Linked DNA regions of Homo sapiens: region 2 is linked to region 1. A link is an interaction called in ENCODE POLR2A ChIA-PET data of the cell type or tissue named here. Cell type or tissue: CD4-positive, alpha-beta T cell. All regions are shown on one strand. Links, peaks and the distances in the headings refer to the core of each region. The heading gives the core; the rest is flanking DNA. Region 1 holds the start of LOC124903388 (a long non-coding RNA gene). Region 2 overlaps PPP2R5C (protein phosphatase 2 regulatory subunit B'gamma).

Region 1 (15,437 bases), core at 4,923-12,922:
AAGGAATAAGTTCTAGAATTCAAGAGTACAGTAGGGGAATTGTAGTTAACAATAATTTATTATATATTTCAAAGTAGCTGGAAGAGAAGAATTGTAATGTTTCCAACACAAAGAAAAGATACATGCTGGAGGTGATAGGTATCCCAGTTACTCTGACCTGGTCATTACACATTGTTAACAGGCATCAAAATATCACATGTCCCCTCCAAATATGCACAACTATTATATATCAATTTTAAAAAAGAAAAACTCATACCCATACCACCCAATGATGACACTGTGGATATTTGGGGAGTGATTCTTCCTATGATCATTTTATTTCTGATTACACACTGCCTCTTTCACTTATATTTTCATTTTATACATTTATAAGTATTTCTGATGGATATGTAATATTTCACTAGGTATGTGGGATAATCCCTTTGGCATTAAAGTAGTTTCCAGTATTTTAGAACCATAAATAAAACATGATGCCCTCAAAAAGAGTAAGATAGTTAGAAATGAAGTTATCAAGGAGAGAAAAGACTTGCACACTGCAAACTATGAAATGTTGCTGAAAGAAATGGAAGAATACACCAATCAATGGAAAAACATCTCTCGTTTATGGTTTGGAAGACTTAATGTTGTTAAGATGTCAGTACTGCCCAAAGCAATCTACAAATTCAGTGCAATCCCTATTAAAACTTTTACAGCATTCTTTTCCAGAAATAGAAAAGTTTCATCCTAAGATTCATAGGGAATATCAAAGAGATAAGCATAGCCAAAACAATCTTGAAAAAGAACACCAAAGTTGGAGGACTCACACATCCTGACTTTAAAACTTACAGCAAAGCTACAGTAATCAAGACTGTGTAGTACTGGCATAAAGATGAGCCCAGAAACAAACCCTCACATAGGTGGTCAAACGAGTTTTGACAAGGTTTCCTAGACCATTCAATGGGGAAAACACAGTCTTTTCAACAAATGGTGTTGGGAAAACTGGGTACTCACATGCAAAAGAATGAAGCGGGACCTGGCCGGGCGCGGTGGCTCACGCCTGGAATCCCAGCACTTTGGGAGGCTGAGACGGGCGGATCACAAGGTCAGGAGATCGAGACCATCCTGACCAACATGGTGAAACCCCGTCTGTATTAAAAATACAAAATTAGCTGGGTGTGTTGGCACACACCTGTAGTACCAGCCACTCGGGAGGCTGAGGCAGGAGAATCGCTTGAACCCAGGAGGCGGAGATTGCAGTGAGCCAAGATCGCGCCACTGCACACCAGCCTTGTGACAGAGCGAGACTCTGTCTCAAAAATAAAAATAAAAATAAAGAATGAAGTGGGACCCTTACCTTCATAACACATACAAAGATTAGCTCAAAATGGATCAAACACCTAAACCTAAGAGTAAAACTATAATGTTTGAGGAGAAAACATAGGAGAAAGATTTCATGACATTGGATTTGACAGTGATTTCTTGGCTATGATACCAAAAGCTCAGGCGACAAAAATAAAAATAGATAGATTGGACTACATAAAAATTTAAAACATCTCTGCATTAAAGGGCCCAGTCAACAAGAAAAGGCAGGCCACAGAATGGGAGGAGATATTTGAAAAATCATATAACTGATAAGGAGTTAATATCCAGAATATCTAAAGAACTCCTACAACTGAGCAAAACAGCTTGATTTTTTAAATGTGTGAAATACTTAAATAGACGTTTCTCCAAAGAATATAATATCTGCAAATGACCAATAAATGCATGAAAAGATCCTCAACATCTCTGTCATTAGGAAAATGAAAATCAAAATTACAGTGAGATACTTCACACCCACTAGGATGGCTACTATTTAAAAAAAAAAAAAAAAAAAAAAAGGAGCAAAGGCAGGCAGATCACTTGAGCTCAAGAGTTTGAGACCAGCCCGGACAACGTGGTGAAACTCCATCTCTACTAAAAATACAAAAACTAGCTGGTTGCATGTGCCTGTGGTCCCAGCTACTCGGGAGGCTGAGGTGAGAGGATTGCTTGAGCCCAGAGGGTCAAGGCTGCAGTGAGCCAAGATCATGCCACTACACTCCAGCCTGGGTGACAGAGCAAGACCCTCCCTGTCTCTAACAATAAAAATAGTGCTCGCTTCAGCAGCACATAAACTAAAATTGGAATGATACAGAGATTAGCACAGCCCCTGCGCAAGGATGACATGCAAATTCGTGAAGCAGTTGCATATTTTTAATAAATGGCGTTGGGAAAACTGGATATTCATATGCAGAATGGAACTAGACCTCTCTTTCTCACTATATACAAAAATCAAATCAAAGTGGATTAAAGAAATCTAAGACCTTGGCCGGGCGCAGTGGCTCACATCTGTAATCCCAGCACTTTGGGAGGCCAAGGCAGGTGGATCACGAGGTCAGGCGATTGAGACCATCCTGGCTAACACGGTGAAACCCTGTCCCTACTAAAAATACAAAAAATCAGCCGGGCGTGGTGGCGGGCACCTGTAGTCCCAGCAACTTGGGAGGCTGAGGCAGCAGAATCACTTGAACCCGGGAGGTGGAGGTTGCAGCGAGCAGACATCGCACCACTGCACTTGCACTCCAGCCTGGACAGCAGAGCAAGACTCCATCTCAAAAAAAAAAAAAAATCTAAGACCTCAGACTGTGACACTACTACAAGAAAACAATGGGGAAAATCTGCAGGACATTGGTCTTGGCAAAAATTCCTTGAGCAATACCCCACAAGCACAGGCAACTAAAGCAAACAGGGACAAATGGGATCACATCAGGCTAAAAAGCTTCTGCACAGCAAAGGATACAATCAATAAAGTGAAGAGACGACCCACAGAATGGGAGAAAATACTTGCAAACTACTCATCTGACAAGGGATTAATAACCAGAATATATAAGGAGCTCAAACAACTCTATAGGAAAAAAAACTAATAATCCGATCACAAGATGGGCAAAAGATTTGAGTAGACATTTCTCAGAAGACAGACAAATGGCAAACAGGCCTATGAAAAGGTGCTCAACATCATTGATCATTAGAGAAATGCAAATCAAAACTACAATGAGATACCATCTCATACCAGTTAAAATGGCTTATCCAAAAGACAAGCAATAACTAATGCTGGAGAGGATGTGGGGAAAAGGGAACCCTCGTACACTGTTGTTAGGAATGTAAATTAGTACAACCACTATAAAGAACAGTTTGGATGTTGCTTAAAAAACTAAAAATTGAGCTACCATATATTCAGCAGTCCCACTGCTGGGTACATACCACAAAGAAAGAAAATGAGTATATCAAAGAGATATCTGCACTCCTATGTTTGTTGCAGCATTGTTGACAATAGCTAAGGTTTGGAAGCAACCTAAGTGTCCATCAACAGATGAATGAATAAAAAATATATATATATACACAATAGAGTACTATTCAGCCATGAAAAAGAAAGATCCAGTCATCTGCAGCAACATGGATGGAACTGGAGATCTTTATGTTAAGTGAAATAAGCCAAGCACAGAAAGACAAACATCACATGTTCTCACATATTCATGGGATCTAAAAATCAAAACAATTGAACTCATGGACATAGAGAGTAGAAGAATGGTTACCAGAGACTGGGAAGGGTAGTAGTGGGGGTTGGCGGGGGGGATGGTCAATGGGTACAAAAAAAGTTAGAATAAATAAGACCCACTTGATAGCACAACAGGGTGACTATAGTCAACAATAACTTAATTGTACATTTTAAAATAACACTAAGAATGTAATTGGATTGTTTGTAACTCAAAGGATAAACGCTTGAGGGGATGAATACCCCATTCCCATTCTCCATGATGAGCTTATTTCACATTGGATGCCTGTATCAAGACATCTCTTGTGTCTCTTAAATATATATACCTACTATGTACCCATAAAAATTAAAAATAAGTTTTAAAAAATAAGTGTTAATGTCCTCGTGGAGAAATTGGAACTATTGTTGTGCACTGTTTTTTGTTTTTTAGGGTCTGTTTGTTTGAGATGGAGTCTCGCCCTGTCACCCAGGCTGGAGTGCAGTGATGTGATCTTGGCTCACTGCAGCCTGCCTCGGCCTCCTGAGTAGCTGGGCCTACAGGCACGCACCACCAGGCCCAGCTAATTTTTGTATTTTCAGTAAAGATGGGGTTTCGCCATGTTGGCCAGGCTGGTCTCAAACTCTTGACCTCAAGTGATCTGCCTGCCTCAGCCTCCCAAAGAAAGCGCTGGGATTACAGGTGTGAGCCACCACACCCGGCCCTGTGCACTGTCAGTGGGAATGTGAAATGGTGCAGCCACTGTGGAAAACAGTATGGCAGTTCTTCCAAATATTACACATATACCTTGAAACTGTGTATCGCTATTATGCATCAATTAAAAATAATAGAATGGGAAAAAAATAAAAATAGAACTGCCATATGATCCAGCAATTTCACTTGTTGGATATACACCCAAAAGAATTGAAAACAGAGGCATGAGCAGATACTTGTAGCCCCATGTTCATGGCAACATTATTCACAAGTGACAAAAGGTGGAAGCAACCCAAATGTCCGTAAACAGGGAAGAGTGAATAAACAACTTCAGTGTATGCCAATGGAATATCATTCAGCCCTTTGAAGGTAGGAAATTTTGGCACTTGCTACAACATGGATGAATCTTGCGGACATTATGCTGAGTGAAATAAGCCAGTCCCAAAAGGACAAACGCTGTAAGATCTCCTTATGTGAAGTACCCAGAGTAGACAAGTTCATAGAGACTGAAAGTAGAGTGATGGTTGCCAGCACTGGAAGGAGGGAGAATGGAAAGTTACTGTTTAATGGGGACAGAGTGTCAGTTTTGCAAGGTGAAGAGTTCGGTGGATGGATGGTGGTGAGGGTTGCAAGACACTGTGAATGTGCTTAATGCCACAGAACTGTATGCTGAAAACAGTTAAGATGGTACATTTTGTGTTGATGTATATTTTAGCACAATTTTTATTTTTATTTTTTTGTTTTTATTTTACCTTAAGTTCTGGGATACATGTGTAGAACGTGCAGGTTTGTTGCATAGGTATACATGTGTCATGGTGGTTTGCTGCACCTATCAACCCGTCATCTAGGTTTTAAGCCCTGCATGCATTAGATATTTGTCCAAATGCTCTCCCACCCCCTGTCCCCCACCCCCCGACAGGTCCTGGTGTGTGATGTTCCCCTCCCTGTGTCCATGTGTTCTCATTATTCACCTCCCACTTCTCAGTGAAATCATTTAGTGTTTGGTTTTCTGTTCCTGTGTTACTTTGCTGAGAATGATGGCTTCCAGTTTCATCCATGTCCCTACAAAAGACATGAACTCATTCTTTTTTATGGCTGCATAGTATTCCATGGTACATATGTGCCACATTTTCTTTATCCATTCTGTCATTGATGGGCATTTGGGTTGGTTCCAAGTCTTTGCTATTGTAAATAGTGGCACAATTTTTAGACAATTGTTTTTTAATCAATTATAATATTATTAACTCCTTGTATTTATAGCATTTATATTTCCTTTTGCTTGCTTTTGGAGAGAACATACAGAAATTTGTGATTTTAAGATCGGGCATGGTGGCTCATGCCTGCAATCTCAGCACTTTGGGAGGCTGAGGCTGGAGGATCACTTGAGCCCAGGAGTTAAAAGACTATTCTGGGCAACATAGTAGAGACCTCATCTCTACTGAAAATGAAAAAAATGAGCAGTTGTGGTGATTCAAGCCTGCGGTCCCAGCTCTGCAGGAGGCTGAGGCAGGAGGATCACTTGGGCCCAGGAGGCCGAGGCTGCAGTGAGCAGAGATCATACCACTTCCCTCCAGCCTGGGTGACAGAGCAGGACCCTGCCTCCAAAAAAACAAACCACAGAAATTTGTCATTTTTAATATGAGCGCTATTCCTGAGGGGTTTGTTCAGAGGTATTTACATGTTATTTTTTTGCTTGAGAATTGATTATTCACTTTCCCTTTCTTCTAAAAGTTATAGGGATTTGGGGGGGTGGTTTTGATTGATTTTTATTTAACTGTTTAAGCCACGTCAAATTTTATTCTGGTATGATGTTAAGACTTAAATTGACTTTTTTCTGCATATAGTTAATCAGTTGTCTGCCCCAAGATTGCCAAGCAATTATCTAATTCTTCCCCTTCCACTGATTTGAGATATACTCTTTATTATATTACATTTATGTCAACATATTTCTCAGTTTGGGGCTGTGGCTTCTGTTCCATTAATCTGCCTTTTTTGCCCCATCACACTGTCATTAATTCATACAGCTTTATAGTTGGTAGGACTTGCCTTTCTCATTAGTAGTGTTCTCATTCTTCTTGTTCTTTTATTTTTTGCAGGTGAACTTTAGAATACTTTTGCTAAGTACCTGGAAAAATAGAGGCCCACCTGAATTTTAATTGGAAATACTTTAAACCTGTAGATCAGTTTGGGGGGAAATTATCAGCATAGCTGCAGTATTTATATTTTTATATTTCCAATTCAGAAGTACACCTTACCTTTATTCAAGTCTTCTTTTCTTCCCTCATATTATTTGTTTATTTATTTCTATCTTAGAGTCTGTTTTATCAATGATGGCCAGATCAGCCTTGGGTTCTTTAAAGAACTACTTACATGCATAGGGTTTCAAAAGAGTGTGGGGTAAATCACTAATAAAGGCAAGATCCTTTGATCTGAGATCATTAGGAAAAATACATCAAAAAGTGTCTTCACTGTTTCTTTGACTCCTATTCCGTATATTATATATAAAGCTCTTAGGAGCCTTTCCCCCTTATTTCTGTATTCCCACTCATCAGCACAGTTGTAGGATAGGCACATTTTTTCATCTTATCTCGTATGAAATATTAAATCATTGGAGGGCAGGTCTCTGTCTCCTTAAAGCCCAGATCTTCAATAAGCATCTGCTCCTGGGCTCCTTCCTGAGCCCCTGAACGCCTCGTTCCTAATTGTGTCTGAGTTCATCTGGCATCACTCAGAGGAGGAGGAGGAGGAGGAGGCTGGGGTGTGGGGCAGTGAGAGTCATCAACACTGCTTCCTAGTGGTCGTTGGTGATCGGTGGCCATCCCCTCCAGACAGACAACCCACAGGTCAGCAGTGAAGGCTTAGAGGCAGGAGGGCAGCTAAGATCTAAATTCCTCTTACCCAACTGAAAGCACGTGCTCTTTAAAAAAAAAATTAATTCTGCTGTTCAGATAGCAGCAAAGTCAGAGCAGGTGTGAGGCCGGCAGCCTGCTCAGGTGGTGCGTGCCCACTGCCCACTTGTGTTAGAAATCACATCATCTCCTGGCCGGCCATGGAATCCAGCACTGTCTGTCAGCTCTGGGGAAAGAGGGGGAAGGGTGGGATTTGGTTTGCTTTTATCTATTTATTTTAGTTGCTATTGATACACACAATAAAAGCTACATTCTTGTGAGGGAGGACTTGATTAGCAGCCCTGAAGGGCGGTAGCAGTTCCCTTACTCATTGAATGTATCTGGCGCTAAACCCTCAGCTGGAACTGCGAGCCCTAGCTGTATTTCAGGTGTTTCTTACTCTACTGTGAATTATGTTTAGGAACTAAAGGGCTTTTGTATCCTTCACAAGTGGGGGGAAGAGAGCAGGGGAATTGTGTGAGAAACTATTAAAAATGAGGAGCCATGGTTTGGACAAACTTCCTTGTTGGTGTGAAGAAAGGAGGAATTTTTTTCAGTTCCACCTGCCGAAGAGGCTTTTCTTATAGTTCGTTTTCATTTGGAACTACTAATAACACTCATTTTTGTAGGGAATCATCTCACCGCACCCCCTCATGGGATCCTGCAATACTCCATCCAATTCAGAAATAATGTTTTTCTCCTTGGAATAGCTTTTTACATTAACTGTATTTGAAGATAGAAAATTTAGATCTGAATAGCAGCTTTTAATAGCCCCATAAAAATAAGTGAAAATATCTTTAATTTTAAATTTAAACAAAATATCTAAAACTTAAAAGGTATTTAATATGTCAGCATATTTGCAATACAAAAATAAACATGCTCCATTTCATTTTTTTGCTTTCTTACTCCCACGGCCAGGTGATATAAATATTTCAATTTGTGTCACTTTCTAGCTATCGAATTTATAAAGCGGCTTTCATTTTCTACGTAAGTTTTTAAGCTTAATTTTTTCAGGGAAAAAATAGATCTCAAGAAAAAAAGTGTTTGGGATCATAAGTTAATAACTCATCCTATTGGTAAGGGAAGTTGAATAAGAGTCCAAACTAATGGATTAGAATTGTGTAATATTTGCTTAACCATTTGTTAAAAAAAAAAAACAAAAAAAAAACACTGGGTTGCCAGAATCCTACCTAAGATGCAGATATTAATTAGAACTAGCAAGTCGAAGTTGCACAGGTGGGTATAAAATGAATTTGGGATCCCTCACTGGGAAATGCTAAAGTTCACACAGACATATACACACACTTTTTTTTTTTTTTTTTTTTTTTTTTGGTGGCTCCCTCGAAATCATTTGTTTACAGTCTGGCCAAGGTTGTGGCCTCCAGTATTCCCCCTAAGAGATGGGATCTTTGCCTAAAAGTTACTGAGAAACGAAGGCTGCAAAAAGCCGGAAAATATCCCAGCTTTTAAGGCACACTGACAGCCAAACAGAACGCTCTTTCCGTTTGCAGTTTTTTTAGTGTCATTTTAAGTTGCAGCTTCCGGCCAATCAGCGAGCTTCATGCCTGCTGACATCACGAACCAGCCAGTTCCCTCCAGCTGCAGAGAGCTTCAGTTTGTCTTTTTTTTTTTAAACTAAAATGGAGGCTGGTTTCTTGCCTTAAGGAGCCCATTGCCTTTCCCGCTGAAGTCTAGATGTTGACATGTAATAAAGCGGGCAGCAGGATGGTGGTGGATGCGGCCAACTCCAATGGGCCTTTCCAGCCCGTGGTCCTTCTCCATATTCGAGGTAAGTTATTGTGTGTTTCACTGAATCGGAACCTTCCGTGGGTAGTTAATAAATGGCTATTGTGCTTCAGATAAGAAAAGCAGGAAGTCCTTTCTAGCAGAATTCACCCCATTTCGCTGCAGACTTAACCAGAGGAGGTTGGGTGTGTCACTGCAGTTTGGCATTTTACGAACTACTTACAGAATTTGAGGCTTGAAAGAGGCCTTGCATGCATAGTTCAAAGCTGGTTTTTCTGCTTTCTGCTCGCTCTCCCATCCCCCTTTCAAAGCTGTGCTGATGTCAAAGGATGTGAAGTCACTGCCCAGGGAAGGTATTGGGTGGGGGTAGGAAGGAGAGGCGGGCCTGTCGCGCCTGGCCAAGTTGTTCGTACGCAGAGTTTCTGTTACATATGTGTGGCTTAATGCTGCAAAGGTTTTGTCGAGGACACATCTCAGAATTAAAGATGAATTGCAGTCAGAAAATATGCACAATTGATTGGAAAAGAACTTCCTTTAAAAGGATTGTTTTCATTCTTGCCGTGGAGCCTGAGAGAGAAATATGCTCCACTTTGAAATATTGAAATCTATCGTGGGTCATCATTTTTGAAATGTTAGCGTTTTCGTGGAATATTAGGAAATATTTTGCATTTAAATAGGCTCTGTGTTGCCAGTTGGCTTTTAAAATTTTAAATGGCAACAAGTTTTCAAGGTATATAGAGATCACTGTTTTAATAATTAGTTTGCTTCTTTTTATGCATATTTTGGTTTCAAAACTTAGCCTAAAAGCACAACTACTCTAGTAATTAATAGCGGTTATATTGAACTACAGGCATCAGGGTAGTAGCCTACTTATTCTTGGTATTTTAAGATATATGAATTTTTTTTTGGTCATAATTGGGTGAAATAGAAAAATGATTTTAAGCTTCATCAGATCACTTTAGAATTTATAGTATCAGAGCTGTGCCCCAACAAAACTGTTTCTCAGAATCTCTTTTAAGGAAGGGTGGGAGCAAGATTTCTAGGTGACTAATAATCTCTATGACTAAAACGCCAGGCCAGACTTTTCAGATCCTAGGGTGTACCCAGGCACATGCAGACTCAATCTACTGGAATAAAATGGGTGGTGCTTTTCTCTCCAAACTATCTTTCATGAAGGTGGAAATCAGCATTCAATGACCAAATTGTAGGACAGGCTGTGAATTTATTGTTTTTGTAGTGCACCCAGTAAAAAGCAAAGGTTGCCTACAGGTAACATTCAGGTATTTTAGCTGCAAGAACCAAATGGGCAAGAACAAAATGTAATTGTTTGGATTTAAGTTAGATAGCTTTTGTTTGTTTTTTGGGAGACAGGGTCTCACTCTTGTCACCCAGGCTGGAGTACAGTGGTATGATCACAGCTCACTGCAGCCTCCACCTCCCGAGCTCAGGTGATTCTCCCACCTCAGTTTCTTGAGTAGCTGAGACTTCAGGCACGCACCACCATGCCCAGCTAATTTTTTAATATTTTTTGTAGAGATGGGGTTTTGCCATGTTGCCCTGGTTGGTCTTGAACTCCTGGGCTCAAGCGATCCTCCCACCTCCGCCTCCCAAAGTGCTAAGATTACAGGTAAGAGCCACTGTACCTGGCCAAGTTAGTTCTTAAAAACGAACTAGTTAGCAGTAAGATAAATTAACTGCATATAAAATGTAAATTTTTATACTTTTAAGGTATCCACTTATAAATAACATAAATCTTTTTGGTTTGTGTTTTCTGGTTTTTATTAGATGCCTAATATACTACTCAGTTTTTGAATTATGAACTTATTCTGAAATAGAATCATTTCACGTTGTGTCTTGAACCACATTGATTTTTTTTTTAAAATTCCAAGACCTTATTATGGCCAGTTTGTATTTGTTGCTGTTGGTTGGGTGGTTGGTTGCTTGCTGTATAATTGTGGAGGGAAAAAGCAGTGAAGTGTATTAGCCTGAAAGAGACTTGAGTTTTTAAGAAGGGATAACTTTGGAGACCTAAGACTAACTTCTGACTCAAACAGTGGGGGTAATTTCTAACTTCAAAATTTGAAGAACGCTTGATTTACTCATAAAGACTTTTCTGGAGCGAGCATGTTAATGTGAGATTTAGCAAAATTTGATTTATTTATTGGGCCTTAGAGTCTTAGCTTAACATCCATTGAGCAGCTCCGGTGTGCCAAGTGCTGAGCGTCATTACAGTGATTAAGTTGCAGCCCCTGTCCCAAAGGAGCGAATGGAGAGACCCAGCATAGGAGCTCTGCCACGAGAGGGCTAAAGCAAGAACACACCGGCAGGGTGCCCGGGAGAGCAGGGGCTGGTGTCAGGAGCAGAAGGAACCAAGGAGGGCTGCACCCTGGGCTACCCTGCTCACTCGGATGGGGTGGGCATGCGCTGTCCTTCCCGTTTATTTAGGAAGGAGGGGTCTTTCCCACTGAAGGAGAAATAACTTACCCAAGGTCACACAGCCTGGAAGTGGTGGAGCCAGAATCCAAACCCAGACTGTTGTGTTGTTTTGTTTTGGATCTTTTTAAAAAAATCATTTTAAAATAGGAATGTTGGCTGCTTGAAGAACATTTTGCTACAGGATTACAGTAGTGGTATTTTCCCCAATGCCTTACCATTTATTTGGCTCGGTAGCCTCTTTTTGTATAACAGTTTTGTACCTTGGGCTCATTTATTAATCATTTTACAAATATTTATTGATCCATACCACATGCCAGGCAGGGTTCTAATGTGGATATGAGCAGGGGCTATGGCCCAGCTTTCCCAGTTTACCATCCATCAGGGTGGGGACCAAGTAAGTAAGTAAGGAAAATGATCACCTGATTTGTTGTCACGATCGCTTTGACCATTATTGTCTACCAAGTAGTCTGGACTTTGCGATTAAAATGGTGAATTTGCACATCCTAATAAGTTTGAGTGTGAAAGGGACATATTTTTGAGAGTTAGTGTAAGCCCTTCTGTCTGTAGAAGGAGAGTCACCTGGAACTTGATGGCTGTGAATGTAGCTTGGTGACATAAATCCTCACTCTCAGCTGTGTCCAGGAGAACTGTCTGCTGTGGTGGAAATGTTCTGTGCTGTCCTCTGCAGCAGCCCCTGGTCACCTGCGACTGCTGAGCACTTAACATATACAGCTGAGAAAGTGAATTTTTAACTGTAGTTATTGTAAATTTAAGTGGACACACCTGTCTTGTGGCTAGGATATTGGACAGCACAGTCGTAGACTGGAATTGTTCGACTTTTTTGGAAAAGGACCAGATTGTAAGTAGCTTTGGCTTTGTGGGTGAAAGCAGCCATAGACAGTAAATGAATAGGCATAACTGTGGTCCAATAAAGCTTTATTGACAAACAGGTGACAGGCTGGATTTGGCCCATGGACCATAGTTCACCAACTCTGTTCTAGACTGTTCTTTGACTTTCGGAATTGCCTGTTAAGGATAGGAAAGCATGTTTCCTGCAGGCCTTCAGTCTAGTGCCTCCTCCCTGTGCTGGGAAGCTGGGCCAGCCGTGATGCTGTGAGGCGTGGTGGGTGGGCCCACTTCCCACCCTGCAGCGCATGCTCACTTCAGGAGCCAGGTTTAAGGCAGTGACAGCCAAGCCGGAAAGATGGTAATGGCCAGAGAGGAAGCACACAGTTTGAGCCTTTTCCAGCTGGCCCTTATTCTGGGCTTCAAGAATGTTATTAACTGCTCTCATCTTGTTCTAGTCATTAGCAAACTTATCCAGTGGATGAGTCTGTCCTTGAAAGACTCAGGAGTAGCTCCAGCCTGGTGGGATGTTGGAGAACAAACCATTCTTTTGATGTAAACCCATTTTTTCTTGGGAAGTGGAAGTCTAATGGAAAAGTTTATTTTCTCACAAGTACTTCCTGAGTCACCAATTTGTTGAAGGTCTTCACCTTTCCAATAAAAACTCATTAAAAAACATGCAAGAAGCAAGCACAGAACTCAAACCCATGGCTTTCATTTCCTGCTGCGCTAAATCTGGTGACTTAACCTATATTAATAATAACAATAGCTATACATAATGCACATGGGTTGCTAAATTAGTAACACACCTGCATGGTGTGAAGTCAGTAAGTACTAGTGAGAATGGGTGCCCCCTGTTATCTTTATTCCCTAAAATTAGGAAGGAAAAATGTTTGAATGATGACTAAACAGTTCTTCAAATAATTAAACCAGTGATCCTCTGAACAGTGCCTCAGCTCAAGATTTTTACTTCACAAACATCTCTTTACTATGTAACTGCAGCTCTCTGCAAAGTGACTTTATAGAACTACAGCCTTAACCTTACCCATATCCTATCCTGTATCCAATCCTGTATCCTAGGTGTGAAGTTGTTTCTTTCGTATTCCTGGTGGTGTGGAAGGTAACCAAAGTAACAGATAACTCTCTGAGGAAACAGGGGTGGGTATGTTTGTGTAAAGTCTGTACACCTTTTTGTTCCTTAAACACACACACATTTATGCTCATAAACACACTCTCATCCACCTCCCTCATCCATACGCTCTCAATCTCAGAGGCAAAAACAAAAGCTTACCATCCAGCTTGGGTCTAATGTCTGCTCAGGAGGTTTTGCCTTGCAGCAAAAGCTATCTTCTAAAATTTTCTCATTAAAGTATGTTGTGTAGAGGAATGAAAGAAAAATAGAGGTAAGGTTATTAGTCAAGAATAGGGTGTGTGTTTTTAAACCCAGGAAAAGAATAGACAGAAACACAAAGACAAAGTGGTTTGGGATACATCCTAACTTTTGGTTCCATATGTCAAATAAAATTGCGAGGTGGTTCTTTTTGGATCCTACAGCACTTTGCCAATTGTGACAAGCTGTTGTGAACACTCATGTACTTCTTCCTCACAGCACTCCTGCCTGGCAGGTGAGCAGGACAATCCTAGTATTTCTCCTCCCCAAGGTCACCCAGCCTAGAGGGTCCAGTCCAGGGCTGTTGGCAGCACCAAGTACGAGGTCCCGAAGCTGCTGCTGGTGGCTGTCCCAGAGGAGAAGCAGCATACGTTGAGTGCCTTCAGTGTGCTAGGTCACAGCTGAAACCCTGTACCTCTGTTCTCTCTCTGAATCTGCCCAACACTGTGAGGCATTATAACCCTCCCCCACTCACTACCGCCCCTGCCTTTTTTGTCCCCCCGGGAGAAAAAAGGGAGCCTCTTGCCCAGGGCCACAGAGAATGTAGTGAAACAAGATTTGAGCCTCAGTCAGTCTGATAGCAAAGCTCATGTTCTTTGCTCTGCAGACATCAGAGTGTTGAGAGATGCTGGTGAAAGCTCCCACCTCATAGGTACTTTTTGATTTTTACTGTTTTCTGTACAGTGGTAATGGATTTGAGTGTCTGGAGTTCAAAACTCATTTCAGGGTTGAATAGGAGTTTGTTAAAGGTTTACATGCGTATGTTCTTGGTGTGCAGGGAGAAAGTTGATAATCTTACCTGCTGTCCCAGTTCACTTACCAAATCTGCCAGCTAGTAACTGTTGACTTACCTCCTCCACAAAATCAGGAGTATCCCGAGGACAGTCCTGTTGAACTTGTTCTCTGGTGACACTGAGCATTATTCCTAGAGTAGAGGCATCAGTTAGTGTCAGTGGATTAAAAATTAAAAGTTATCTCTGAGTGATCACTCAGGAAATAGCTATCTACTATATTTCTTTTTTGAGTTGGAGTCTCGCTTTGTCACCCAGGCTGGGGTGCAGTGGCGTGATCTCGGCTCACTGCAACCTCTGCCTCCCAGGTTCAAGCGATTCTCCTGCGTCAGCCTCCCGAGTAGCTGGGATTACAGGTGCATGCCACCACGCCCGGCTATTTTTTGTATTTTTAGTATAGACAGGGTTTCACCGTGATGGCCAGGCTGCTCTCGAACTCCTGACCTCAAGTGATCCGCCCGCCTTGGCCTCCCAAAGTACTGGGATTGTAGGCATGAGCCACCACACCCGGCCTATCTGATGTATTTCTTAGCTAAATACCTCATCAGTGGAATGAGAAGCTCATGAGAAGCTGTACTTTATTTTTCTTTCAATCCTCTATACGCTGTAGTTAACGTATTTCAATGAAAAACATATAGGAGATGGCTTTTGCTGCAAGGCAAAAACCTGCTGAGCAGACGTTATACCCAAGTGCAAGAGTAAGACTACCAAAAAGGTGACAGACTTTACACAAGGCGGCTGGTTGAAAGAGCGACACAGGTGCCCACTCCACTCTAGGCCTTGCTCAGGCGCTGTTTCCGCTCCCTGTCACACTGGAAATAGGACCGCCAAGTGGTCTAAACGTGGGATAAATCATTTCTCTCACTCACATCTTGGAAAGACGCTGGCTAAAATGCATGGGGGAAACCAGTACTCCCACAGCAGGTAGAAGTCTGGCTTTATTTGAGGCCCTTGAATTACACATAAATCAAAAACTCTTCTAGTTTAAAAAAGAAAAAAGACTAAAGAGATATAACAGGTACCGTGAGTGAATCTAGATCAGATCCTTGTTCTAAAAAGTGTGAAATCAAACCTATTAGAGACATTTTGAAGGCAGCTG
Region 2 (15,131 bases), core at 6,934-14,933, 68 kb after region 1:
AATAAATAAAAAAGCTGAAGGAATATAGTACAAACTGTTAATAGTAGGTGTCTTTGGGTGGTATCATTAATTTTTCCCTTTTACTATACACTTTTGTAATTTTTAAAAAAATTCAGAATGGGCCAGGCACAGTGGCTCATGCCTATAATCCAACTTTGGGAGGCCAGGGCAGGAGGATCACTTGAGATCAGGAGTTGGAGACCAGCCTGGGCAACGTAGCAAGACCTTGTGTCTACAAAAAAAATTTTTTTAGGCCGGGCACGGTGGCTCACACCTGTAATCCCAGCACTTTGGGAGGCTGAAGCGGACAGATCACCTGAAGTTAGGAGTTCAAGAGCAGCCTGGCCAACGTGGTGGAACCCTGTCTCTACTAAAATTACAAAAATTAGCCAGGCGTGGTGGCGCATGCCTGTAATCTCAGCTACTCGGGAGGCTGAGGCAAGAGAATTGCTTGAACCCAGGAGGCAGAGGTTGCAGTAAGCTGAGATCATGCAACTGTACTCCAGCCTGGGCGACAGAGCGAGACTCTGTCAAAAAAAAAAAAGCAAGAAGAAAGAGAAAGTTTTTTAATAGCTGGGTGTGGTGGCGCACGCCTGCACCTATATGCCTAGCTACTCGGTCGGGGCTGAGGTGGGAGGCTTGTTTGAGCTCAGGAGCTTAAGGCTGCAATGAGGTATGATTGTGCCACTGCACTCCTACCTGGGCAACAGAGCAAGACTCTGCCTCAAAAAAAAAAATTAATAATTATGTACCACATTTGTCATCATCAAAAACCAGTAAAGATATTTTTCTTTCTTAAAAATAAAAACAAGCGGCCAGGCGCGGTAGCTCATGCCTGTAATCCCAGCACTTTGGGAAGCCGAGGCAGGTGGATCACCTGAGGTCAGGAGCTCGAGACCAGCCTGACCAGTATGGTGTAACCTCATCTCTACTAAAAATATGAAAATTAGCCAGGCATGGTGGCGGGCACCTGTAGTCCCAGCTACTCGGGAGGCTGAGGCAGAAGGATTGCTGGAACCCTGGAGGTGGAGGTTGCAGTGAGCCAAGATTGCACCACTGCACTCCAGCCTGAGCGACAGAGCAAGATTCCATCAAAAAAATTAATTAATTAATTAAAAAGATAAAATAAAAACAAGCTATCCGTATGTAATATAGTACTGTTTTTATCAGGACTCTTGTTGGTTTCCAGGGAAAACTAGTTGATCACATTATTTTAATCCGCACTGTCTGTAAGTGATTTGATGTTGACTTACACGTTTTATGGGCATGAGAGTGTTCTTAGGATCTGTTGGCCGGGTCCTGGGGGAGGTCTCACACCCTGCACCCCCAGATGGGTGTCCTGTGCTTCACTTAGGGACTGATGTGGGGCACGTTCCTTCTTCTATTTTTATAGCTGATATTTACAGTGTGTTCTGGAAAGTTTTACTTGCTATAAGGGTGATGATAGTTTGGGAGAGGAAAGAATGTGTTGAATTAAGAGGGATAGTACATTGACCAATGGAGTTGCAGTCAAATTTATTTCAAGTGAGGATTTAAATCATGCATTCCCAAGTACTTTTTGAAATCCAGAGAATGATTTTTCTACTTTAAATATCAGTAAGCTGTTTTTTAGAGGTTTGTTTGTTCTTACGATTTTGAGATTTTCCTTTGATGTTTTTAAATTATAAAAGAAATACATGCTTATGTGATAACAAATGAAACAAATACGAAAGCATTTTAAAAAGTTAATCTTTTTCCTACTTCACCCCTCCCCAGTTCTACCCATCTCTACCTCCAATCAGCCAATTCATGTTTATTGTATTTTCAGAAGGCTGCTGAGAAACTTTTGGGATGATGAGTATGTTCATTATCTGATTATATGATTGTTTCACAGATATATGCATATGTTAAATATCAAATTTTACACTTTAAATATGTACATTTAATTGTATATAAATTATATCTCAGTAAAGCTGGGTGTTTTCAGATGTCCAAACTTGTTAGGTATTTCTTTTGGTCTAGGGGTGCAGTGAAGAAATTACTAAGACACCAAGGGCATTGTGAACCAAGAAGTTTTGGGAACTTATGACCTAGTGAATATCTTTCCATAACTTTTTTTAAATTAATTTTTTATTTACATATAGTGAAATTCACTCTTTCTTGTGGCCAGTTCTCGGAACTTTGATAAATGTGTATAGTCACGTCTTCCGCACCACAGTCAGGATATAGAACAGTTTCTTTTGGTTTTGTTTGTTTGTTTGTTTGTTTGTTTTTGAGACGGAGTCTCTGTTGCCTGGCTGGAGTGCAGTGGCACCATATCAGCTCACTGCAACCTCCGCCTCCTGTGTTCAAGTGATTCTTCTGCCTCAGCCTCCCGAGTAGAAGAACAGTTTCTTCAGCCTCCAGAAACATGGCTTTATGCTCACTTTGTAGTCAGAGCCTTCCCCTTCCTTTCTCTCTGCCCCTCACTAGTCTGTTCTCTATCACATCATTTTGTCTTTTCCAGAATGGAAACTCCATAGAAATGGATTCAGTGTATAGCCTTTGGGTCTAGCTTCTTTCGCTTAGCTTGATGCATTGGACATTCGTCCATGTTGTCACACAGTTTGTTCCTTTTCCTTCTCAGTGTTGTCTCATTATATAAAAGTAACACCATTTGCTTATCCATTTCCTATGGAGGGATATTTGAGGTGTTTCCAGTTTTATTTGGAGCAATAAAACTTTTATAAATACTTACATACCGATTTTAGACATAAGCTTTTATTTAACTTGGGTAAACACATAGGGATGCAATCGCTAGGTGAATGGTAAGTGTGTGTTGAGCTTTCTAAGGAACTGCCAAACCGTTTTCCAAAGTGGCTGCCCCGTGTGATTCCCCCAACAGTGCGTGAGTTCTCATGCCTCCCGTATCTTTGTCAATATTTGGTGTCATCAGTCCTTTTATCTCATTTTGATTTTAATTTGCATTTCCTTAATGACTAATTATGCCAGGCTTGTTTGTTTGTTTTTTGGAGACAGGGTCTCGCTCTGCCAGCCAGGCTGGAGTGCAGTGGCTCAATCATGGCTCACTGCAGCCTCCACCTCCCAGGCTCAGGTGATCCTCTCACCTCAGCCTCCTGAGTAGCTGGGACTGCAAGCGCCCATCACACCCACCTCATTTTTGTATTTTTAGTAGAGACAAGGTCTCACTGTGTTGCCCAAGCTGGTCTCGAACTCCTGAGCTCAAGTGATCCCCCTGCCTCAGCCTATGAAGGTGCTGGGATTCCAGGCGTGAGCCACCACACCTGGCCCAAGCATTTTTTCCCTGCGCTTTTTGTCGTTTGTATATCTTCATTGGTGAATTGTCTGTTCCAATTGTTTGCCTGTTTTTCAATTGGGCTTTTTTTTTTTTTTTTTTTTTTTTTTGAGTTTTGAGTTTTGAGACTTCTTTACATATCTGGGTACAGATTTTTTGCGAGATACATGATTTGCAAATATTTTCTCTCAGTCTGTAGCTTGTCTTTTTTTTTGTTCTTAAGTGTCTTGTACAGAGCAAAAATGTTTAATTGAGATAAAGTCCAACTTAGGATTTGTCCTTTATCAGTAGTGCTTTTGGTAGCATATCTAAGAAGTCTGCCAAACCTAAGCTCACAAAGATTTTTCTCCTATATTTTCTTCATCGTTTCACATTTTACATGTAGGTCTGTGATCCATTTTGTCTGCAGTTCGTTCTTTGGCGTATGGATTTCCAATTGTTCTGTTTGTTGAAAAGACTGATGAATATCCATTGAACTGCTTTTGTTCCTTTGTCAAAAATCAGTTGAGCATGTTGTGAGTCTTCTTCTGGACTCTGTCCTGTCGCGTGTTTGTGTATCTCTGTTTGCCAGTCTCACACTGTCTTCAGTACAGTACTTGATAGTAAATTTTGAGATCAGGTTGTGTGACTGCTATAACCTCTTTCTTCTTTTTGAAAATTGTTTTGACTATTCTAGTTATTTTACCTTTCCATATAAATTTTAAAATCAGCTTGTTATCTACAAAATATTCTCCAGGGGTTTACTGCATGCAGTGAACATGTAGACTTGGAGACCATTGACCTCTTAACAGTGTGAGCTTTGCAGCCTATGTACACAGCATGTCTCCCCATTTTGGTCTTCTTGTTTTGTAGTTGTCAGCAAACAGATGCTATAAATATCTTCTTAGACTCGTAAATTAGTATTTTGGTTTTTGGTTGTCATTGTAAATAGATCTGTTTATTTCCCATTTGTAATTGTTTATTGTCTTGTTGTAATTATATCAGGTTTTGCTTCATGTTATATATATTCATATAAATATTCAGTGTATATCCCCTCTTGGTGAATTAACTCTTTTACCATGATAGATATGACTGTATTGCTGGTAATATTATTTGCTCTGAAATCCACTCCGTCTCACCTTAATATAGCCATTCCAGCGCTCTTCTGACTAGTGTTGGCATGGTATGTCTTTTTCTTCCCTTTTACTTTTGATCAGTTCGTATCTTTATACGTAAAGTGGGTGTATGGTAGATAGCGTATTGTTGAGTCTTGGTTTTTTTTTGTTTTGGTTTTTGTTGTTGTTGTTGTTGTTGTTGTTGTTTTGAGACAGAGTCTCGCTCTGTCACCCAGGCTGGAGTGCAGTGGCACAATCTCTGCTCACTGCAAGCTCCGCCTCCCGGGTTCATGCCATTCTCCTGCCTCAGCCTCCCCCAAGTAGCTGGGACTACAGGCGCCCACCACCACACCCGGCTAATTTTGTATTTTTAGCAGAGACGGGGTTTCTCACCATGTTAGCCAGGATGGTCTCGATCTCCTGATCTCGTGATCTGCCCTCCTCGGCCTCCCAAAGTGCTGGGATTACAGGCGTGAACCACTGTGCCCGGCTGAGTCTTGCTTTTTTATTCAGTCAGACAATCCCTGTCTTTCAGGGTGTTGAAACCATTTATTTTTCATGTGATTATGAATGTACTTGGGTTTAAATGTACCACCTTCCTATTTTTTTTCTATTTGTCCCACCTGTTTATCGTTTCTCTTCTTTGTCTGCATTCTTTTGGATCAATTGAGTACTTTTTATGATTCCCTTCTATCTCATTTGTTGGCTTCTTTATGATAACTCCATATTGTTTGATTTTAATTGTTAGTCTTTTCTAGAACACACCTTTAACTTATCACAATCTACCTTCAAGCGATAACATACTATTTCATATAGAATATAAGACATTTACAACAGTATACTTCTATTTCTCCTCTCCCAGCCTTTCCGCTATTATCATACATAAACCCCTCAATATCTTATTATTTTTGTTTTAAAGAAATTTAAGTGATTTTTAAAAATCTTTTTTTATTATACTTTAAGTTTTCGGGTATTAAAAATCTTTTATATTTACCCAGATAGTTACAATTTTCAGTGTTCATCATTCCTTTGTGTAGATTCAGATACCCATCTGATATCAATTACCTTCTGCTTGAAGGACTGTCTTAATATTTCTTATAGCACAGGTCTACTGATGATGAATTCTTTTAGCTTTCGTGTATCTGCAAAAGCCTTTCTTTTCTTTTGCCTTTTTTTTTTTTTTTTTTTTTTGAGACAGGGTCTTGCTCTGTTACCCAGGCCAGTGTATAGTGGTGCAATCACGGCTCACTGCAGCTTTGACTTCCAGGCTCAATCAGTCCTCCCACCTCACACCCCAACCCCAACTCTGCCCCAGTAGCTGGGATGACAGGCACATGCCACCATGTCCAGCTAATTTTTTTACTTTTTGTGGAGACAGGGTCTCACTAGGTTGCCTAAGCTGGTCTCAAACTCCTGGGCTCAAGCAGTCCTTTCATCTTGGCCTCCCAAAGTACTGAGAGTACAGGGGTGAGCCTGGTCTTGCCTTCAGTTTTGAAAGATCTGCTTGCTGGTATAGAATTCCGTGTCGACCGTTTTATCCTTGAAAAACTTTTGCTCGCCTGTTGTCTTGCTTGCATTATTTCTGATGAGATGTCTCCTGCCATTCTTTTCTTTGTTCCTTTGGACATAATGTACCCTTTCCCCCTCTGGGAGCTTTCACAGTTGTCTCTTTTTAAGTCATTTGATTATGATGGGCCTTGGCATGGTTTCCTTCATTTTGCCTGTGTTTAGAGTTTGTTTATAATTTTCATCAGTTTGAGAAATTGTCTCTTCAAATATTTTTTTCTGTCCCATGACCCTTTCTCTCCTTTAGGGATCCCAATAACGTGTATTAGGCTTCTTAGAGTTGATGCTGATGCTCTATTTCTCTTAATTCTTTTTTTTTTTTCTGTGTAACATTTGGATAGTTTCCTTTGCTTTCTTCAACTTCTTTAATCTTTTCTGCCATGTCTATTCTGTTAATTTTTATTACAGTAAATTTTTCATTTCACACATTTTTTTTAATTAAGTGAGCAAATTTACTTAAGCAATTAGAGATCTGTGGGTACATATTGTTGTTGTCATCTCTAGTGGTTTGATTTGTGTCTTTTTAAAATATCTTTCACGTCCACCTAACTTTTTGGACACAATACTGTATTCATGTCCTTGTCTGCCAATTCTAACATTTGTGTCATTTCAGTTTAGTTCAGTTGACTGGTTTTTCTTCTCATTATAAATCCTTCTCCTGCTTCTTTGCGTGTCTGGTAATTTTTAATTGGATGTCTGACATTGTGAATTTTGCTTTGTTGAGTGCTATATCTCTATTCATGTTCTTGAGATTTGTTTGGGGATGCAATTAAGTTACTTGGAAATAGTTTGATCCTTTCAGTTCTTGCTTTTTCAGATGTTTTAGGCAGGAACAGTTATATTAAAACCAGAGCTAATTATTCTCCACCACTGAGACCTTTCTGATTAGGAAGCCAGTGCCCTATGGATTATGAATTTTTCCCATCTGGTTGGTGGGAACAGACACTGTTCCCAGCCCCGAACAAGTACTGGGTTCTCACTAATCCTTTCAGGTGGTTCTTTTCCCAACCTCTGGTAGTTTTCTCACACAAATATGCTGATCTGTACTCTGCTGAATAGTTGAGTGACCTCTACAAATAAATCACTGTAGTTCTTCTCTGTGTGCAGCTGTCTCCCCTGTGGAACTCTGCCTTGCAAATTCTAATCCAGTTTGAATCCTGGGTCCCACCTGGGTTCTTTCTGCCTATACTACAACCTAAAAATCTATCAAGGCAGGAGCCTGGGGCGGTGTGGGACGTGCCTCACTTGTTCCCATCTCAGGGATCACTGTCCTTATCCTTCGTTGTCTGAAATCCAGTGTCTTGAAAACCGTAATTTTATATATTTTTGCCCAAATATTTGGTTGTTTCAGGCAGTAGCATAAACCTCATCCTTGTTACTCCATCTCATCTGGAAGCATAAGTCTGCTTCATTTATAATAGATACTCAATAAACACTTAACTCCGTCCACCCAGGGGATCTAGCAATTATTATAAAAATGAAAGACTGTTTGCATAATTTATAATGCCATAATTTCATACGTCATTTGGGGTTAGGGGAAATGGCTGTGCATACATGACTGGGAAGTGATAAGGAGTTTAGCTCTGAAACTTCCCTTCTCAGTTGATTTATATCACGTTGGATAGAGAGTATGTTGTTCTGCTATGCTAAAGCATTACTAAACTTTCTCATACCTTACTGCAAAAAGAAATCAGAATACATGATAAAGCAAATATATTAGAATGCTAATGGTAAAATCTAGATGATAGCTGTTCGCTATAAAATTCTTTCAACTTTATTGCATTGAAATTTTTCGTAATAAAAACATTGGGAATACATCATTCAGAATCTATACGAAACTAATCTTTGGCCCAGAGTAAATAACTTAAGAGCACTTCCAAATCCAGTGTTATCTTTAAATGACACTAGTTGAATTGAATTATAAGTATTATGAATTATTTCTTATGTATAAATATTCTAAACTCAAAAAATATAAACTCATGCACATAACTGTAAATGATTTATTTTCATGCTTATCTGAAGATGATCTTGTTATGAAACTGTAGAAAATTAAAATATTCATTGTTTGAAAAGTTTAGACTAAATTTCCTTTATTAAGTATTCTACAAAGGTTTGTAAGTTGTTTGTTTTTTTTTTAATTTGAGACAGAGTCTTGCTCTGTCGCCCAGGCTGGAGTGCAGTGGCACGATCTCAGCTCACTGCAACCTCCACCTCCCAAGTTCAAGCGATTCTCCTGCCCCAGCCTCCAGAGTAGCTGGGATTACAGGCCTGTGCCACCATACTTGGCTAATTTTTGTATTTTTAGTAGAGACAGGGTTTTGCCATGTTGGCCAGGCTGGTCTTGAGCTCCTAACCTCAGGTGACCTGCCCGCCTCAGCCTCCCAAAGTGCTGGGATTACAGGGGTGAGCCACCGCGCCTAGCCCGTAAGTTTTTATTTCCATATCTTTAACTGCTATTTAGGAACATATTTGAATAGATTGTAAAAATAGCAAGTTATTCAAAGTAAGAATTTTCAATGTTGTGGTTCTTTTCTTGACTGTCACATCATGGCATCTATTTGGAGGTGAAATCGATTCTTTGAAAGCAGCTCTTGCTGTGGAGGAAGCGCGAGGTAGATTTGTGGGAAGAAGGCTCTGCTCTCCCTTACCTCTCTTCACTGCCGAGCACTCATTGTGTGCCAGGGCCAGCAGGAAGATATTAAACCAAGGACTTCCCGGCCACCCAGTCATACTTGAGATAAATATTCCAAAGAAAATGTACAGCATCATAGAAGAGCTTAAAATTAGGGGCCCAATTAGGACTGTAATTATTTTGCAGCTGAGACGTAAAGGTTTAATGAGACATTTTTCACAGTTTCCAGGTAATTAATTGGTGTTGCAGTTAATAAGGTGACTGATGCGTGCTTTTCCCAGGATCCATTTACTCTCAGCAAGTGTTTGAGGACCTCCTAGGTGCCAGGCACAGTGGTAGGTGCTGGGATTGCTGTGCATTTATGTTCTCTAGATGATAGCTGAGTTCTGGTGCCATGAAAGCAGATTCAAACTCACTTTACAAATGGGGAAAGGGGTAGTATCTCCCTTTAAGACTGCTACTACGATTTTTACTATTCTACCTAAATTTTAGGTTAAGTTCATTGAGTTCATCAAAAATTCAGTTTAAGATTGTGTCTGCTTTATACATTGCTCTGCGAAGTTCCATCTTTGTAATATGATCTCATTCCACATCAAAGGTTCCTCCGTTTTTTCGGGCATTCTTCAGTGCCTTTTATTAGAGTTTTCTGCTTTCTCCATCAAGGCCTTGTAACTAGGTCAGTAATTCCCAGGCACTTTGTAGTTTTTGTGTCTGGGTAGCTGGAGTCTTCGTCTCTGTTTCTTTTTTGTATTTGCTTAATTGTTAGTGGAAAGGTGGTTGCTGTTGGTTTCATATTTTTGATATTTGCATGTGGTAGTCTAGTTGTGATGGTCTGTCTGTTGCTTCTGTTTTCCAGCTATATCATTTGCAAACAAATGACAATTTTGTACTTAAATATATATATATTGCGAAGGGGCTTAACACTTTCTGCCCTTCCCAGAAATGTATCTCTTAGCAATATGACTCGTAGAACCTAACAGTTCCATCACAGGAGGAAGTGTTCTGCAGTAACTGTAATTTGGCCTTTGATGGATTCATCTGTTATAAATCCTGTTGACATGAATAAAACAGAGAATAAATAACAGAATAACCCTTGTGGTTTTGAACAGAGAACTGTAAATAATCAAACCTTTCTTTCCTGTTGCCTCTAAAGTTAGACTGTCAGCGGTTTTTTTTTTTAATGTATCCCTTCATGTCTTAAAATTTTTATATGTTACACTGCTGCAGTTATGTTACGGCATAAATATTCACTCATTGGTAATGAATGATAACACATACAGAAAGGCTGCATGATATTGCTGAATTGTAAGAATTTTCCGTAAAGTTGCTTCTTGGGCCATTCTAGTTTACATCTAATTTAATAAATTTAGCAATTTGGAGAACATCTGCAGGACTGATGTAAGTACTGAAAGTGGAAGTGTCAGGGAGGCAGCAGAAGCAGGTGCTTCCTGATATTAACCAGAGACGGTCCTGGCACAGATGGGGCCGTGTGAATCACATGCAGACATACGTATGCACTCACGTGCGTGCCATTATTTTCATGTGGAGGTCAAACAGTCAGAAACGTTTGGGAAGTGCTGTGTAATGCTAACTGTTCGTGCATAATGTTTTCCCATTTAGTAAGTGCTGTTGCATGTGTTTTCTGTGATTCTCACCACAGCCCAATGCAAAAAATAAAAAAAGGATTTACGCTTTTTTTTTTTTTTTTTTTTTTTTTTGAGATGGAGTCTCACTCTATTGCCCAGGCTGGAGTGCAGTGGTGCAATCTCGGTTCACTGCAACTTCCACCTCCCAGATTCAAGTGATTCTCCTGCCTCAGCCTCCCGAGTAGCTGGGATTACAGGCACCCACCACCACACCCAGCTAAGTTTTGTATTTTTAGTGGAGATGGGGTTTCACCATGTTGGCTAGGCTGCTCTTGAACTCTTGACCTCAAGTGATCCACCCGCCTCGGCCTCCCAAAGTGCTGGGATTACAGGCATGAGTCACCGCGCCTGGCCTTTACCCTTTCCAATGGAGGAGAAAATTGAGGCTCAGGCAGGCTGTTTGGTCTGAGGTCCTTCTTCTAGGTGGGAAGAGGGTGTAGAGAGACTGTTTCCATGAGGCTGTGCTGCCTTTGTTGGGCAGCGTGATTCTGCGTCTGTGCCTCTGGGTGTGCGCTGGATCCGTAGGTCTCATTTGAGAGATCACAGTGACCCTGTGTGCTGCCCAGAAGACCCGGGACTCCTTAGACCTCAGAGCTTCTTTGGTGTTCACTGCATAACGTTGATGTCTTCTCTGTTTCCTCAGACCGGATCCATGCATCCAGGTAGCATGGCAGTGACATTTGCACACAGACATCAGCACCCCAGGTTTCTGTACCTGGGGCTCCTGCCCCTGATTCGCCCCTGCAGCTTTTGTGTTAAGAAATGTTGCTAGGTCAGAAACCCAAGAAGAATTTGAGGTGATAGACCGTTGGCCCTCTGTTCCTTCCCCCCGCCCCAGTATTACTTTTTACTTAACCTTTTCTAGAGATATGCACTAAATTAATGCAATGTAATGTGGTAAGAAAGGTGTGTAGAAGTTAGGAGTGCAAGTTTTTTTCCTTACACATGAGAAATGACTTTCAATCAATCAGAATTGGCCTGGAATGAACCTTCCCGGACCTAGGTCGGTCATCAGTCAAGGACGCTGTATCAGTCTGCTCAGGCTGCCGTAAGAAAATACCACAGGCTGGTGGCTTAAACCACAGAAATGTGTCTTCTCTCCATTCTAGAGGCTGGAAAGTCTAAACTCAAGGGTGTAGCAGGGTTTGTTCCCTGCTGAGGGCCTTTTCTGGCTTGCAGACGGCCACTGTGCCCTCCCATGGCCTTTGCTCCGAGCAAGTGCAGAGAAGGCGAGTGTGAGCCTTCTACCATCCCTCCTTACAAAGACACTAATCCTGGAGGGCCAAGGCCCCACTTATGACTTCATTCACCCTTCATTATTTTCTCTGAGGACCCATCTCCAAATCCAGCCACACCAGGGTTTAGGTCTTTAACATGAATGTGAGGAAGGGAGGCCACAAGCATTGAGTCCATGACAGACACTGAAAAGAGGACATTGTGTTCAGAGCAAGCCATCTGAGTCACCTTGCAGGCCCTCAGCTCAGCATCAAGGATTCAGTGAGTGTGCAGGTGTTTGAGACGGGGCCTAGCTGCTGGGCTGACTGTCACTGTGCGGGAGAGCTTCAACTGGAAACCCTAATCACTAGCTTTCCTGCTAGTAGAAACCACCAGTTTACTTAGGAATCTCAGCTGACTGGGTGCCTCAGTCAGGGCTGTGCAGAGAAACAGCAGGAGAGACAGAGATTGAGATCTCAAGGACTTGCCTTCTGCAGTGGGTGAGTCCAGCGGGCAGGTCTGGACTCCGTGGACAGGCAGCGGGCACGAGACTTGGCCGTGGTGGACACTGCAGGCCGCAGGTGGACTCTCCTCAGAGAAGCTGCAGTTTGGGTCTCACAGGCCTCTCAGCTGACTGGTTGAAGCCCCCACATTCTCAAGAGTGATCGCTACTTGAAGTCCATTGATTATAGGTGTTAACCACATCTATAAAATGCCTTCACAGGAACACCCACAGCAGTGTTTGGACAGCTGGGCACTGTGGCCTAGCCGGGTTGACACATACGGCCAGCTGGCACAGTCGGGGACATTTTACTTTTTTTCAGTTATCGCCTTTAACCACGATGGGTGAAATCACACTTTCCTGTGCCTAAATAACATCTTAGGCAAGTTGGTTAACTTCTTAGTCATCCCTGGTCACAGAAATCCAATCTAGGTTAAAGCTTTCATCTCAGACCCTCTGCAAATGGCATCTAAGCCGCACCCCAGGCAGCCTGGCCAGGGAGGGACATGCTGTGGGAGAGGAGGGGAAGCAAGGGTGGCTCCGAGCCCCTCTTGCCCGCCCTCCCCCGGGGCTTTGAGCAGAACCCAGAGCAGAGGGGAAGGGCAGCTGCCTGTTCTGCTCAGTTGCTCCCTGTGGCCTCGGCCAGAATGGTGGTCTCTTCCTCTGTGGCATGTCTGTGACTCTTGGGCAGCAGGCCTCTTCCAGAGGGACGGCTGTTTCCTCTCCCCCAAGACCTACAGCCTCGTCTCTGGGTGAGCTGACCCCTCTCTCCCTTGGCAGCTTCCTGGGCGGCGTGGCCCTACGGCTCCTGCTCTGGCCTCTGTATCCCTGATGGGCAGCCCCAGAAACCTCGGAAGCAGTGACCGTGCTTTCCTTCCAGGCGCCATGGTTCCTCAGGCCCTGATGTCACAGGCTGTTCCCAGAGTCTCCTGCCAGGCATAGTCCTGTTCACAGATTCCTCTGCCACCCAGAGTTCGTGCCCAGGCTCTGCCCTCCCCACACTGTGCTCTGCCCCTGTCGGCACCAGGCCGGGCCCACAGCTCTAACCCACCGAAGAACAAAGTGCCATCTCCCTTTCCTGAAGGTGACCCTGTCCTGTGGGTGACTGGACCCTCACCCCAGTCTCTTGGCTTTGAGAGAGAGGGTAGAAACCCCAGTTCACGAATGCCACACTCCCCGTAGGAGCTAAAGACTCAATTCAGACTTTCCTTTCTCTGCCCTTCATGGCCCTGGAAGTTATGGAGAGCTTCAGCAGTGGCTGCTAATGACAGGACCCTGGGAGGACATGGCGGCCTGCCCAAAGTGTGTGTGTGTGTGGCCTTTCCTTAATAGTTGAGCTTTTAGCATCTGCTTGTTCACGTCTGTGGGCTTTGGGGTCAGGGTGCCAGGAGGGGCAGACTAGACCCCTGTCTGCGCCGAGTGCCTGTGGGCCAGCAACTGAGGCAGGGCCGTCCACCTGTCAATCACCGTTCTTTGGGAGGCTCCTTGCAGTGCCCTATACACACACTAGCTTCACAGAGGAGGGGACAGTCCCTGGAGAGTAGACATTGCCAGAAATTATAACACCAGTGAGAGTCAGGTTAACTCTCGGTTTTAGATTGCAAACTTTTGTCTTTGTACCTATGTCTTAGGAACATTACTCATACTTTTACTAGAAGTGTTTTTTAATTAGTTGTTCCTGGCTTTTCAGCCCCTTTTTTCATCCCTGCGTTTCTACAGTATCCGTGAAGGCCATTACAGTTGGTCTTTACGTCAGCTCCCCTCTCAGATGACACAGAGAACAAGCTCAGATGCTTGATACTCAGATGCTTGATGCTCAGAGCTTTTATAGCTGATGACTTTCTGAAAAATGATATTAAGGTTTGGAGTTCAGTATCAATACCAGTAAAGAAGGGAAGAAACAGGCAGGTGCGGTGGCTCACGCCTCTAATTCCAGTACTTTGGGAGGCCGAGGCAGGAGGATTGCTTAAGCCCAGGAGTTTGAGACCAGCATGGGCAACGTAGCGAGTTCTTGTCTCTGCAAAAAATAAATAAAATTAGCAGAGCATGGTGGTGCGTGCTGGTAGTCCCAGCTACTTGGGAGGCTGGGGCAGGAGGATCGTGTGAACCCAGGAGTTGGAGGCTGCAGTGAGCGATGATGGCCACTGTACTCCAGCCTGGGCAGCAGAGAGATGCCCTGTCTTTAAGAGGAAAAAAGAAAAGGGAAGAAACAGCAGTGGTGACATTGAGTATTAGCTTGGTCTTTACAAGACTGGGTATCTAAAGCCAGCCAAGTTTGCCCTGGACTCTCTAGAAACATCTTCTCGTTGTTATCGTAGAGTCAGATTTTAATCTTTTATGTCAAAGGTTTTGATTTTGTGCTTCTGAGAGTGGTGGGACTGGGGTTGTGATCACCTATAAGAGCCATTCACCAGAACCCAGTTATATAACTGGCATACGATCCGTTCAGAGATTCAATAAGGTAACCAATCATATTTAGACTTAGTATAAAAGAGGGTTGGGCATGGTGACTCACGCCTGTAATCCCAGCACTTTGGGAGGCTGAGGGGAGCGGATCACTTGAGGTCAGGAGTTTGAGACTGGCCTGGCCAACATGGTGAAACCGTGGTGAAATCCCATCTCTACTAAAAATACAAAAATTAGCCAGGCATGGTGGTGCACGCCTGTAATTCTAGCTACTCGGGAGGCTGAGGCACAAGAATCACTTGAACCCGGGAGGCAGAGGTTGTGATGAGTCGAGTTCGCACCACTACACTCCAACCTGGGCCGCAGAGGGAGACGTCACCTCAAAAATAAATAAATAAATACATAGATTTAGTACAAAATAAAAATAGGTTATAAATGTATGACATGGAAACAGTAATCTTTTCTGTTTATGTCACTGATCTGTCAGTATGTGTTATACAAGTCCAAACAGACTGAGAGAAATCTAACAGCCCATGCCTGGGCGCACAGCCATGCTGCCCCTACCGATCCTCTGTGCCCCTGAGCAGTCCTTTCTCTGGAAATGATCTTAGCTGCCGACTCAAAGGTCGTCCCACTCTGACTGTTGCTTTCCTCATCGTTGCGGATTGCAGAGGATGTTGGTGCCATTGTCACACGGGTCCTCCCTGCGTGACGCAGCCCTTGCCATTTCCAGCATTTTCAGCTGTGAATCTCTGCTGCGTCTTTCGTCATCTCATCCCTTTCTTACTCTCATTTT

The links. ChIA-PET counts read pairs that join two places held together with the same protein. Peaks named below come from ENCODE experiments on the same cell type or tissue, not always from the same donor. Only the 100,000 strongest peaks of a DNase experiment are listed, where the experiment ranks them.
Region 2: POLR2A ChIA-PET joins it to region 1 with 14 read pairs; 18 of 35 experiments call an interaction of 5 or more read pairs at or near these places.

Annotation. Positions count from the first base shown.
Region 1 is chr14:101,801,119-101,816,555 of GRCh38, forward strand. All of the region lies in intron 3 of PPP2R5C (protein phosphatase 2 regulatory subunit B'gamma), which reads left to right. LOC124903388 (a long non-coding RNA gene) reads right to left here and starts at 9,872. Exons shown (of 2, transcript XR_007064349.1): 1 at 9,099-9,872. It also overlaps the pseudogene RNU6-790P. RefSeq lists enhancers at 6,874-7,168, 8,918-9,500, 9,092-9,171. In CD4-positive, alpha-beta T cell, for the core only: no CTCF peak of the experiment used is centred there; DNase peaks (open chromatin) are centred at 8,703, 9,213, 9,953, 11,183 and 2 weaker places; H3K4me3 peaks cover 4,849 bases; H3K27ac peaks cover 5,009 bases.
Region 2 is chr14:101,866,683-101,881,813 of GRCh38, forward strand. All of the region lies in intron 4 of PPP2R5C (protein phosphatase 2 regulatory subunit B'gamma), which reads left to right. Among named protein-coding and RNA genes, the nearest start is that of DYNC1H1, 90 kb to the right of the region's middle. RefSeq lists a silencer at 9,349-9,418 and enhancers at 9,739-9,808, 12,027-12,176. In CD4-positive, alpha-beta T cell, for the core only: no CTCF peak of the experiment used is centred there; DNase peaks (open chromatin) are centred at 10,069 and 12,407; H3K4me3 peaks cover 905 bases; H3K27ac peaks cover 4,467 bases.